Regions from separate parts of the Homo sapiens genome. Here region 1 is linked to region 2. The links are chromatin contacts, found by Hi-C or POLR2A ChIA-PET in ENCODE. All regions are on one chromosome and are shown on one strand. The core of a region is the stretch at or near the end of the contact, and the rest is flanking DNA. Distances in the headings are between cores, read along the strand shown.

Region 1 (5,646 bases), core at 1,791-4,290, 220 kb before region 2:
GTGTATCTTCTTGGCCCCTTTATTGAAAATGAGTTCACTGTACATGTGTGGATTCATTTCTGGGTTCTCTCTTCTGTTCCATTGGTCTCTGTGTCTGCTTTTATGCCAAAACCATGCTCTTTCGGTTACTATAGCTCAGTATAATTTGGCTATTTGGGGTCTTTTGTGTGAACCCATATACTCTAAAACACTACACAGTACTACAGAGCTGGGGCTTACTGGGCATTCACTACATGCTGCATTTAATCTTTATCACAACGCTGTGTGAAAAAGAATTGTTTTGTCCATTTTATAAATAATAAAATTAAAACTAAAAGAACCTTAGACGTTTGTCCAAGGTAAAACAAATGATCATCTGCAGAGTGAGGCAGGCCCTGCAGACTCTCCTGGTATCCTTGCTATCATCACACACTTCCAGATATACTTGTTTTATCTTACATTGAGTTTTTAATTTATCTTGAACAGAGCCAATCAATGTTCATAATAGAAAAAATATAAAATATAGATACAAAAAATGCATTATCTCATTGTCCCACTGTAGCCACTATTAATCTGTTAATGTTTGGCATTTCTTACATATAAAATCACAATAAGATAAAACACAATTTGTCAATTATTAAAGTTTTGACCAACCTTCAATGGATAAACCAATCCTTTACATTTAAAAAAATTACTCAGTTCTGTAAAGCAAACCAAAACCAAAACAAATCTAACCTATGGAGAGAGAAAAATTTTATTTGACATGCTTTCCATCCCAACAAAAACAGTCTCTAGCCACTAAACCCAAAATACGTCATCTTATAGTCAAAGCAAAAAAAAAAAAAACATAGTAATGAGATTGTCTTAGGTTTGGTTATATGGGATTGAAAAGGCTTCCACATCTTGTTTTCAAGGTGAATAAGTGTCTTCTGATAGGAGAAAAGTAGTTTTATTATTATAATTATAGCTAATGTATATTGTATATTTACTATATACTAGAAATTATTCTCTGCACTATATGTATATGTGTATTTGTGTATATGCTCATTTAATCCTCAAAAAAATCTATGACATAGGTATTATCTCTATTTATAGATGAGGAAATATGCGTGGATAAGTTAAGTTACCACTCCAAGGTTACACAGGTGTGATTTGACCTCAAGCTGCAACTACAGTGCTGGCCGGTGGTGGCTATGTCACAGGGGCTGTGTTCTTTCTACCCCTCACCGCTAGGACAACATTCTTACTTTGCGGGGAAGTCTAAATATTTATTTACGCATGGGATAGGCTGTGTGTTTTATTGTATGAGAAGGTGAGCATCTGTTCTGTATCAGTCTCTATCTTGGTCCTGAGATGCCTTTAACCCTCCCAGGATCCCCAGAGTGAATTACTAGGACCCTCACGTTTCACTTGGGGATGGAGGAACAGGTACTTCGACGATCCAAGGTCTCTCTCTGCAGCCTGGAATTCCTCAGTGCTTCTCTGTGCTCTGAGAATCAATCTTAGCCCTGGTTGATTTGAGGCTTGCCTGCTTTTTTCTCTTACCTGGGGCCTCTCTCTTTCTTGTGGACCATGCTGCAGCCTTGCCAGCCTTCTTTCAGTCCCTCAGACATGCCAAGCTCTTTGCTTTTGCTCTCCTTTCTGCCTGGACCACCCTCCCCTGCTTAGTCTTCAAACAGCTCATATGCATTTGTCAGGCCTCAAACTAAATGTCACCTGTCCAGAGAGGTAAGCATTACCTCCTCCTTCAGAAAACTTCCCCAGGCTGGGTGTGGGAGGTTTGCTTAAGGCCAGGAGTTCAAGACCAGCCTGGGCAACATAGTGGGACCCCATCTCTACAAAAAATAAAAAATTAGCCAGGTGCAGTGGTGCATACCTATGGTCCCAGCTACTTGGGCGGCTGAGGTGAGAAGATCGTTTAAGCCTAGGGGATCAAGGGTGTAGCGGGCTGCGAAGGCACCATTGCATTCCAGCCTGGGCAACAGAGCAAAATCCCATCTCTGAGAAAAAAAATAAAAAGCTTCCTTGTGCACCTTTCTCTCTTTATCACATCACCCTCTTTATCTCTTTCAGTGAACTCTCCAAAATGTGCTGTTAGTTTCCTTGGTCACTTTTTTGATTTCTGTGCTTGTGTTTTTTGCTTGTTTTGCTTTTTGTTTCTTTGCCTTGTAAGGTAAGCTCTGTGAGAACAGAGGCCTCATCCTTCTCATTCAGTGTTTTCTGCCCCATATCTGACACACTGCCTGGCCCTGGTAGGTCCTCGGGAGACTTTTGCTGGAAGACTGAGTCTTCTGACAGAAGATGGGGAAGATGAGGAAGACAGTGGCTTTCCCAGATGCCTTAAGAACGCTGACCCTGCACTGTGCTCGGCTGAATGAGGCTGGAAGCAGCCAAGCCCGGGCAGGGATCTGAGGTCAGTGGATGAGAGCAGACATAGGCTGCTGTCCCATGTCTGGAAGGGCCCAGTGCCCGGCTTATTTGGCCAGATGTTCTTGGGAGTGTCTCATTGTCACCTTTGGGTCCATGACCCTGGCCCGTGGCAGGGAGCCTCCCTTGTACTTTGAAGATTTCTAGCGAGTGTTTTAGGGTGTACCTTTAAGTGGCTTTTGTGCACTGTGGAATTTGGCTCCTGACAGCCTCATTTTTTAACAGACTATCTGAAGCCTGGTTTTGTTGTTTGATTTTGCTTTCTTTTCTTACCTTACTCCACTGACTCTCCTGTTTCAGAGGGCATCCAGTGCTGATACCGAGCAAATTCTCTCCCTCTGAGAAGTCTGCTGGGTGTTGGGCAGCTGGGGAATGAGGCTCTGTGGAGAGGGGAAGTTTTCTCTTAAGCTACTTTTTTGGAACTTTCTTTGAGTATTACTAGTAGTAGGAGAGGGATTTCAGGAATGGCTTGGGATGTCAGGACTGGTCTGTGTAGGAAATCTGGAGAATAAGTGAGTTTGGACTTCAGGGTGCGTGCTGGGGAATCCTGACCTCAGTTTCCGCGGGTGTTGACTGGTAACTATTGGTTTCAAATGCGAGATGGGAGTCTTGCTCTCCCCATGTGTGGGATGTGCCCCGTGGGGCTGTGTTTTGTAGGCAGTGAAGTTAAGGCTTGCCCAGAAAAATAACATGTTTTCCTTGCCTGGTGCTTGAGCTGTTTGCCCTATGACTGGCTGATTGGTGGTTTGCGAAGAAAGGAGACACTAGTTAACTGGGGTGTCCAGAGGATTTTTGTGTGTGTTTGTGTGAGTGGTTTTTTCTGTTTCTTTGGAAACAGTAGAGGACGGATGAGGAAATAACGATCATACTACTACTTAGAACTGCGTTTAAGGTCCTTGAGGCATCTTCCAAACATTAACTTGATGTCACTATTTAAATAATGCTATCACTTCGAGAAGACCAGAAATCCTTTGATGTCAGTATTGAAAAGGGGGATAGGAACACTGAGGGCTTTGGAAATAACTGGGAATTTTGGCACCCTAACTCGTATTCTAACGGCTTTACCCTGTGCTGTGTTTCCTACAGAGGCACTTAGTGGAGGATATAAATCAAAGCTCTGTCTAATCAAGGCTTTCTTTCAGCCTTGAAGGAAAACACTTCTTTGAGATTAAAAACGCCTGACACATAGGATGTGATGGTATGTGAAAGATATGTTTTCATTAAATAAAATTTTGACTACTCCCAAGCATTAAAAAATTCAAAATCTGTTAGGCTTTCCACATATATAAACCTTTCTGCATTGGGAGGTGACCAGATTTTAGGGACAGAGGTATTGGATTATTCATCTTTAACTCCCCGGTGCCCCAAGTTAGGAAATGTTGCTATTATGGAGACGTCATCTCTCCATTTTCTCAAGAGGCTGAAATGACCAGATCATTGATTATATTATGACTTCCTTTTTTTCACAGCTAACTAACACTTCATGCGTTATTCAGAAGTTTCTTTTTTTTTTTTTTTTTTTTTTTTTTTTTTTTTTTTTAGGCTAGGCGTGGTGGCTCATGCCTATAATCCCAGCAGTTTGGGAGGCTGAGGTGGGAGGATTGCTTGAGTCCAGGAGTTCAAGAGCCTTCTGGGTAACATAGTGAGACCCCATCTCTATTTTTTAGAAAAAGTAGCATTTTTAAAATTAAATATCACATGGGCTATTTGGGGAATAAAGGGAGAGAAAGAAAAAAAAATAAGGAAGAGTGAAAATAAGAATAAGTGTTAAGATTAAGAAAATGTAGTGTACTAAGGAAAATGTAATAATGAAAAGAAGATTTGGCTTTTTTTTTAATAGTTCAAGTGGAGAGTGGGTATAAAGAGGGTGTCACAATCTGTGTCAGTCTTATTTCCCATGCCTCCAGGTAAACCTAAAGCACCTACTGATAAGAAGGCTGAGTTTCTCATCTTATCCAGGTGTCTTCTGAACTCTCCTTTCTTCCTGCCTGGCTGGGGTTCAGATTGCAGGGACAGGGTAGCCAGGCACATATGGGGACGTGGCCTTGCCAGCAAAGCACTTTACTTGCATTCTATGGCTAGGAGCTGTTTTCAGGAAGGAAAACAGACACGTGCAGCTCCATCTCCAGCCCCTCCAAGCCCAGGGTGAGGAGTCCCTCTTCCCTGGCTTGCTCAGCCACCAACAGCCAAACTTCACCCCAGAGTCAAGTGACCTATTAAACCCGTCTTAGTCTGGCAGTTATTTAACTTTTATAACAACTGTGAGAAGTAGGTATTGTCATTGTTGTAAAAGAGCCCAACGCAGTGGAATGAAAAACAAACGAACAGACCAAACCTACCCAAGCTTATAGGTTGGCTGGTATGTGGCAGAGCCAAGTTGGAACACAGACCTGTCTCCGAGGTCCTTCTCGGGATCATATAGAAGACAAAATAATTCTACTTGGCAGCCTTCAAGTAAAAAGTTGGCAGATCAGGATTTGCTTGATAATTGCTGGATTATCAGAGAATCATCAAGTCAGGATCTCTTTAAAGAACATTACCTTCAACATCCTTTGGAATCTTCAATCTCTCGACATATGCCACCAAATGTATACATAACTCTGTGCCATGTGCCATCTCTGCAACTCCATGTCTGCGAGTTGATTGTACTATAAAAACAGCAACCAACATTTCACAGCACTTTGCAGTTTATGAAGTGCTTTCCCAAATATCCCACTTGATCCTCCCAACATCCCTGAGTCAGATAAAATCTATATCACCTATAGTCTCTTTTTATAGGAGAAAATTAATATTCAGAGGAGTTAAGTAACTTGCCTAAGATCCCACAGCTAATGAGCAAAGGAGATTTAATTGTTTCTTTTCTAACATAAAATCTGGTTTACTAATCACGATATTAGGTTTACCATAAATAATACAGTTTTACTTTTCAGCATTAAAAGCAAAATAAAGCCTAAATTTAAAAAACAAACAAAATCCCACTTCCGAAAGAATTAAAAGATTGCTCCAGGGGTTATATATGTGTTTGCAGCTTGAACTGGCATCCTATTATGAGAAATATTTAGCTGTGAAAGAGGAGATGATATGATATTTTATGTAGTTAATGAAACAGTTTTGCTTTCTCATGGCCTCTGAACTCTCAAAAGCACTTTACTAAAAGTACTTTATGGCCATTAAAATTCTGCTTTTCCACCATAGACATCTGGGTACACTTCTCTTTCCTTCTGGAGAATCATTGCCCAG
Region 2 (6,216 bases), core at 1,985-4,484:
AAAAGAGCATGGCCTTTGGGATTTAAAAGGCCTGGATTCAATCACTCTTCTACTTACTGGTTGTGTGACTTTGACAAACCACTTCACCTCTCTGTGCCACAGTTTCTATCTTCTCTGTAAATTGAGGATAACCAGGCCAACCTCGGGCATGGTGGCACATGCCTGTAATTCCAGCTACTCCAGAAGCTGAGGCATGAGAATCTCTTGAACCTGGGAGGCAGAGGTTGCAGTGAGCCGAGATCGCACCACTGCACAACAGCTTGGGTGAGAGAGCAACTCCATCTCAAAAAAAACAACAAAAAAGACTGGGTGCTTTAAGAGGCATGCATTTCATGAGTTTGGGTTACAACAAGAGTAATTTCTTAAAGACTTACACACCTTTGAAAACTGAAATTGACTTAGCACTCCAAAATCCACTCCATAGTACGCAAACACTTTAACACAAGTCCATACATCTTTCCTTCCTGTACCTGCGCTGGCAAGAGAACTCATTTAATGATTGATGAGGCAATGCTGTACCCAAGAAGAATTAATCAATAGTTTGCAATTATTATGGAGAGTGGGACAGTAGTTAGACAATAGCCAAGACCCATCTAGCTAGCAACAAAGTCTTTCTTTCTCTCTCTTCACATGGTACCAAAAAACTGAATTCTGCTTTATGGTTTTTTTTCTATTTTCCATCTGAATAACTAAAATAGAACTGGATGTGTCCAAAAAGCAAAGCCTAGAAAAAGCAATCATATGGCCCCCAGTGAATGTCAAGGTATCTATTAATGCATAGATTTGATTACTCGTCTTAACGGGAAAATAGGGTCAGGAGACTGCATTGTGTGAACTGGAATGGCTACCATGAATTACTATGTTTTAGGAGTCCATCAACTTTTTATTTTGCAAATCAAAGATCTTGAATTGAAGTCACGTTGGGCTGCACCCATGTGCTGACACGGCAGACAGTCCAGCTGGCCCTCTTGCAGCCTTTTGGGCCTGTCTGCCCACTTGGCTCTGCCCCTCTGCCCTCAATGGGGCTTGTATCACTGCTTAAAAAAAAAAAAAGAAAAAAAATGTCTGCAAAACAAGCTTTTGTGCAGAGAGGGGAAGCCTAATTACTCGTAATCAATATGGCCAGATGAGATTGGGCCCTGTGGATTGTTTTGGAGTCAGACAGACCTGGGGGCAAACTCTGGCTTTGCCATTTGCTAATTATGTGATTTTTGACAATCTATTGAAGCTTTCTGAGCCTCGGTTACTTCATTTATGAAATGGAATTCATAAGAGCATAATACACTTAGCATAGTAAGTGCTCAGCAAATGTTAGTTATTTAATAATGGAGCCAGTTGACTTCTTTGGAAGTCTGGATAATAATATATTTTGGGCATTAATAATGTAGAGAGAAATATTGTCATGTAACAGTTCCTTCCAAGAAAGGTAAACCAAGTCACAGAATGCAGGTGAGGTCATGAGTGGGTGGAGAGGTGAAGAGAGAATCATACTTCTGGCTGTACATGCCATTGGTCAGAAAACGAGGTTTCAGCTCTCACTTTAATGTACTGTAGTTTATTTCAACATCAAAAGAGCAGGGTCTTTTTTCACCGCTTTTTGTTAAGTAGTAGATTTCTTTTTTAGATGGCATAGAGTAACTTCTTTTGCATCTGCCTCTTCTTGACCTTCTTATTTATCTAACACTTCCGTCAGCTCAGCAACACTTTGCAATAAAGGACTGATCCCATTTAATTCCTCTGAAATTAATCATAATAACAGCAATTATAATAAACCCATTTAGTGTAAATGTAGTTGTAAATTGCTCTTGCGTAGCATTTTCGCCTTTAGTTTTGCTCTCACCAGCATCCACCCTAATATGGATCATGCAGTGGCCTCTCTATAGCCAGATTATTTTTCTGAGTTCAGCTCTTGCCCTAGTTCAGTACATGGCTGCTTTTTGCCATTTCCTTCCTCTGAGGGCAAGCAGGAAGCTCCCTGTGACGTGTACAGGTCACAGGGAACGTCATTTGATTTGAATTTGCTCTCACCATCCAGAACTTCCTTAGTAGTAGAATAATCATCTTATAATTCTTTTTTTAAAATTTTTCTTTAGCGACAGGGTCTCGCTTTGTCACCCAGTGACACAATCACAGCTCACTGCAGCCTCGAACTCTTGGGGTCAAATGGTCTTCCTGCCTCAGCCTCCTGAAGTAGCTGGAGCTACAGGTGCACACCACTACACATTGGCTATGTTTTTAATTTTTTTGTGGAGACTGGGTATCCCTATGTAGCCCAGGCTAGTCTCAGATTCCTGGACTCTAGCAATCCTCCCACCTCAGCCTCCTGAGTAGCCAGGGTTATAGGCGTGAGCTACTTAGCCTGACCCAGTCTTATAATTCTAAATGCACTGATGAAGCCAGAACCTAAAGATTGATGTTTCAACCCAACCCGTTCACCTTACAGATTAAGAAATCAAAGGCCAGGCACAATGGCTAACTCTTGTAATCACAGCATGCAATTCGGGAGGCCAAGATGGGAGAATAGCTTGAGCCCGAGAGTTTGAGGCTAGTCTGAGCAATGTAGGGAGACCCCATCTCTACAAAAAAAATTAAAAAATTAGCCGGGCATGGTATCATGCACCTGTGGTCCCAGCCACTTGGGAGACTGAAGCAGGAGGATCACTTGAGCCCGGTAGTTCCAGGCTGCAGTGAGTCATGATGGCACCATTGCACTACAGCCTGGGCCACAGAGCTAGACAGGAGGGAGGGAGGGAAACTGAAGCCATCCAAAAATGTGAAGAGAGTTATTCTATATCATAAAACCATTGGTGTCAGTGCCCAGACCAAGCTCTAAGGCGGTGAGGAGCACATTTCTGCCCTGCCAGGCCAGTGAGCTTCCTGGTGCCAGGAATTCTGTCATATTGCCCAGGCTAATGCTTTGCAGTCCCTTTTTGAATTCTGACTCCTGGGGATGGTGGGGTGGGAGGGAGCAACCAACAGGCAGGCCCTTGAGACTCTGGAAATCATTCAGGCAGCTGTGCAGAGACTCCTCCCTCTGGTCTGGAGAGAGGGGTGCAGAGGCCACAAGATAGCTTGCTTTTTGCCTCCAGCCATCAGCCCCACTGGGGTCTAGTTAGTGGGCCAGAAGTTGTGGGCCCTAATAGCATTGGGGTAAATGTCCTGGAGTCCAGCTCTTTGCTTCCCACCACTCTCTTCTCTCCTCCCTCTCCATGCCTGAGCCCTGGCTACACTGAGTGCATGTCTGATGAGGACAGAGCTTGGAAGCTGCCCCAGAACCAGCACCCACCCACCTGCAGGATGTGACCTCTGGGCTCTGAACACACTGCTTCCTCCCTCTTCCTCCCCACCTAGGGAACAGTTTTAGACCACAATTCCCAAACAGCCCCACTTTGCACTTTAATCCCAAAGAGACTCCAGCACTTTGTGACCACAGAAAACTTGTCACTTCATTATGATTCTGAAAAAAAAGAGAGCAAAGGGTAATTCATAGTTGTTTTAATGACTTTGCATCCTTTCCCATGGAGGCAGCTTTCAGCTGTTAGGCACAAAGGACGCTGGCCTTCTCTGACATCTGACAGTGCAGTGGAGCAGCATTTTCACAAGATTCTTCACAGCCAGTTAACCCAATTAGTCTTCCCACAGTCATTACCCAGGTGCCGTACCATTCGGCTGCCTGGGAGCCTCCAAAGCTCTGTTGTGTGGAGATGAACTATTGTGCCTCCCGACCTTGAAAGGATGTTTCTAACTAATTAATGATTGTTAAGTGCTTGGAAAATGCACTGTGGAACTATGCTGGGGCTCATATGTCTGCATCTTCAGCTGTGCGGATGCACTGAATGCAAATCAGAAATCCTTCCTGCCATTTGTAAAGCATAGGAAGATGGATATGACCCTTTCTTTTCTCAAAGAGTTATCTGTCCTCCTCCTCCTCTTTTTCTTCATTCGTTTCTTCTGAGCTGTGTATTTAAGCTCCCTTTGAAATGGGCCAGTGTTTTGTACCATTTCTTCTACTGAAGTGAGAAGGATCTTATAGGGTTTTTCCAGCCACGTGATCTTTAATGAGGCAAATTGAAAACCACTATTGGCTGAACCATCCGGGAAGAAAATGTGGTTTTCTGTATAGTAGTTTTTAAATTTTTTTGATATGAGCAATAGTGGGAAATATATTCTGTATCACAGCCCAGTATACTCACACATATGCATATATATGTACACATATATATACACCTACACATATATACATATGTACACATGTATACACATATACACACACTACATACACACATATACATATATATACACATACGTATACGTATACGTATATATACACATACGTATACGTATACATACACATACGTATATATACACATACGTATATGTGTGTATGTAATGTGTAATGTATATACACACATACTCACATTACATACACACATATATGTGTATATATACTTCACATATATGTGTGTATATGTGTTATACACACATATATATATTTGTGTGTATATATACCCATGGAAATATATACATGTGTATATATTTATATACACACATATGTACATTGGATTATGTGTATAATATGCACACATACATATTTATATATACACACACACAATTTTTATGGAATAATACTTAATTTTTACTGCGTATAACATTATTTGGATATCTGATATATTAGATATGTATCTATTGTTCTAAAATGCTGATAATGTCAGATTAAGCTGATTTCACCAATTTCTCATGAATTGGCCCCCTAATGAAGTGCAGTCAGCATTGGAAACACACTGGTATCATAGAAAGGCCACCAGAATGCTGGGCAAGGATCAGGGGACCTGGGTTGTATTTCAAGTTTTGTCCCAACTCCTAGATTCCTTTCCCCAAACTCTGTGTCCTCATATAAAATTAAGGTATTTTGTTTTCAAACTGAGGGTACCCTCAGACTACTTTTTAAGAAATCCTCTTGTGGAAAAGCCCATTATGGAAAACAGATCCCTGACTGGTCCATATCTCCTCCCGTAAGTCACCCCCACCCCCTCCCAGAGGTCCTTGCAACAAAATCCAAATCCTACTGGATTAGAAATTTCATGACATCCATCTAGTTCTGGCCTTCAATGATTAATTTATTTCTTAGGTAATAGATTCATCTAACAAAATGCAATCTGATTTATTTCCATGGATTCTGAGCTAGGAATCGCAATTGGGAATCTCCAGAACCAATGGGGATTTTTGCTGTAGGACCATCGTTCTTTTCTGCCTCAGCGTTGTCATTTGTTCTTTGGCCTTAAGAGATAGACTTCTTCAGGGAAGGAATGAGTTAGAAAGGTCTTCAGTTGATGTATGAGCAGGTGGACACGTGTGGATGTTTATTTATGTCATTGTGTCTGCTGTTTGCCTCCTAAATTCAGCAGGTTCTTGATTTTTAACACAGCTCAAATCATTTGGCCTACAGCTGGTAAAATACAATTTTCTGGGTTCTCAAAAAGAAAGGCTTTTCAGACTTATAAAAAGAGAAGCTCATAAGACTTCTTGAACATCAAATAGCTCTTACAAAACACCATTTTGATGAGTTAAGTGTAAATGAATCAGAAACATACGGATTAAATTTCCCTTGAAAGACACATGGGTTTAAGAATTAAGGGGGGAAAGTGCTTGGCAAGATGGATTTCAGGTTTGTGCCAAACCTCAAAATGTTTGAAAAATGGTTTGAGACATTTTTACCGAACGCAAAATGCCATTGAGTTTCCCTATCCCCAGACATAATAGTGAATCTTTTTGACAACAACTGTATGACAAGAAAAAAAGGCCTGCGGGACTTAGCCATTTTCTCAATTCTTTAATAGTCTCTCTTCCTCATCCCCCAAACCCCACTCCCCACCAAAAAAAAAAAAAAAAACACACTCACAGGGCTAAGAGAACTTCCTGATTAAAGTTTCGAGTCAGGCAATTACCAGAAAATAACCCCACGACTCAAAAATACATGAGTCCCCTCCCAATACTATCCAATTATACCATTTTCTAAGTGGAATAATGCACCATGAGGATAGGCAGTATTTGCTATATTTTATTCACTGGTGTCCAGAGCAGTGCATGGTTATTCTAGACATTTGTCTGACATTATAGTGCCAGCTTCTTTGGGGAAAGAAAATAAGTTCACTAAAAGCAAACAGATTGGAGAGAACTATTCATTGGTTTATTAAAACAGCCACATTGTGGAAATGC

Evidence for each region. Hi-C counts contacts between places; a loop is a spot of excess contacts on that map. ChIA-PET counts read pairs that join two places held with the same protein, here RNA polymerase II (POLR2A). Pooled maps may share reads with other maps.
Region 1: a loop to region 2 is called in a map with no recorded cell type, with 10 times the contacts of the local background. The contact joins two enhancer-like sites. A Hi-C loop is called at or near these places in 1 of 168 maps with a recorded cell type or tissue (GM12878), 4 of 37 single-sample maps with no recorded cell type and 6 of 50 pooled maps. POLR2A ChIA-PET finds 5 or more read pairs at or near these places in 1 of 52 experiments (B cell).

The regions. Positions count from the first base shown.
Region 1 is chr7:28,471,342-28,476,987 of GRCh38, forward strand. The region is part of intron 1 of CREB5 (cAMP responsive element binding protein 5); the gene reads left to right. Among named protein-coding and RNA genes, the nearest start is that of CREB5, 62 kb to the left of the region's middle. Within about 2 kb of position 3,041, at least 9 of the 41 ENCODE cell types and tissues checked have a DNase peak (open chromatin) inside an H3K27ac peak, as active enhancers do.
Region 2 is chr7:28,692,482-28,698,697 of GRCh38, forward strand. The region is part of intron 5 of CREB5 (cAMP responsive element binding protein 5); the gene reads left to right. Among named protein-coding and RNA genes, the nearest start is that of TRIL, 260 kb to the right of the region's middle. Within about 2 kb of position 3,235, at least 2 of the 41 ENCODE cell types and tissues checked have a DNase peak (open chromatin) inside an H3K27ac peak, as active enhancers do.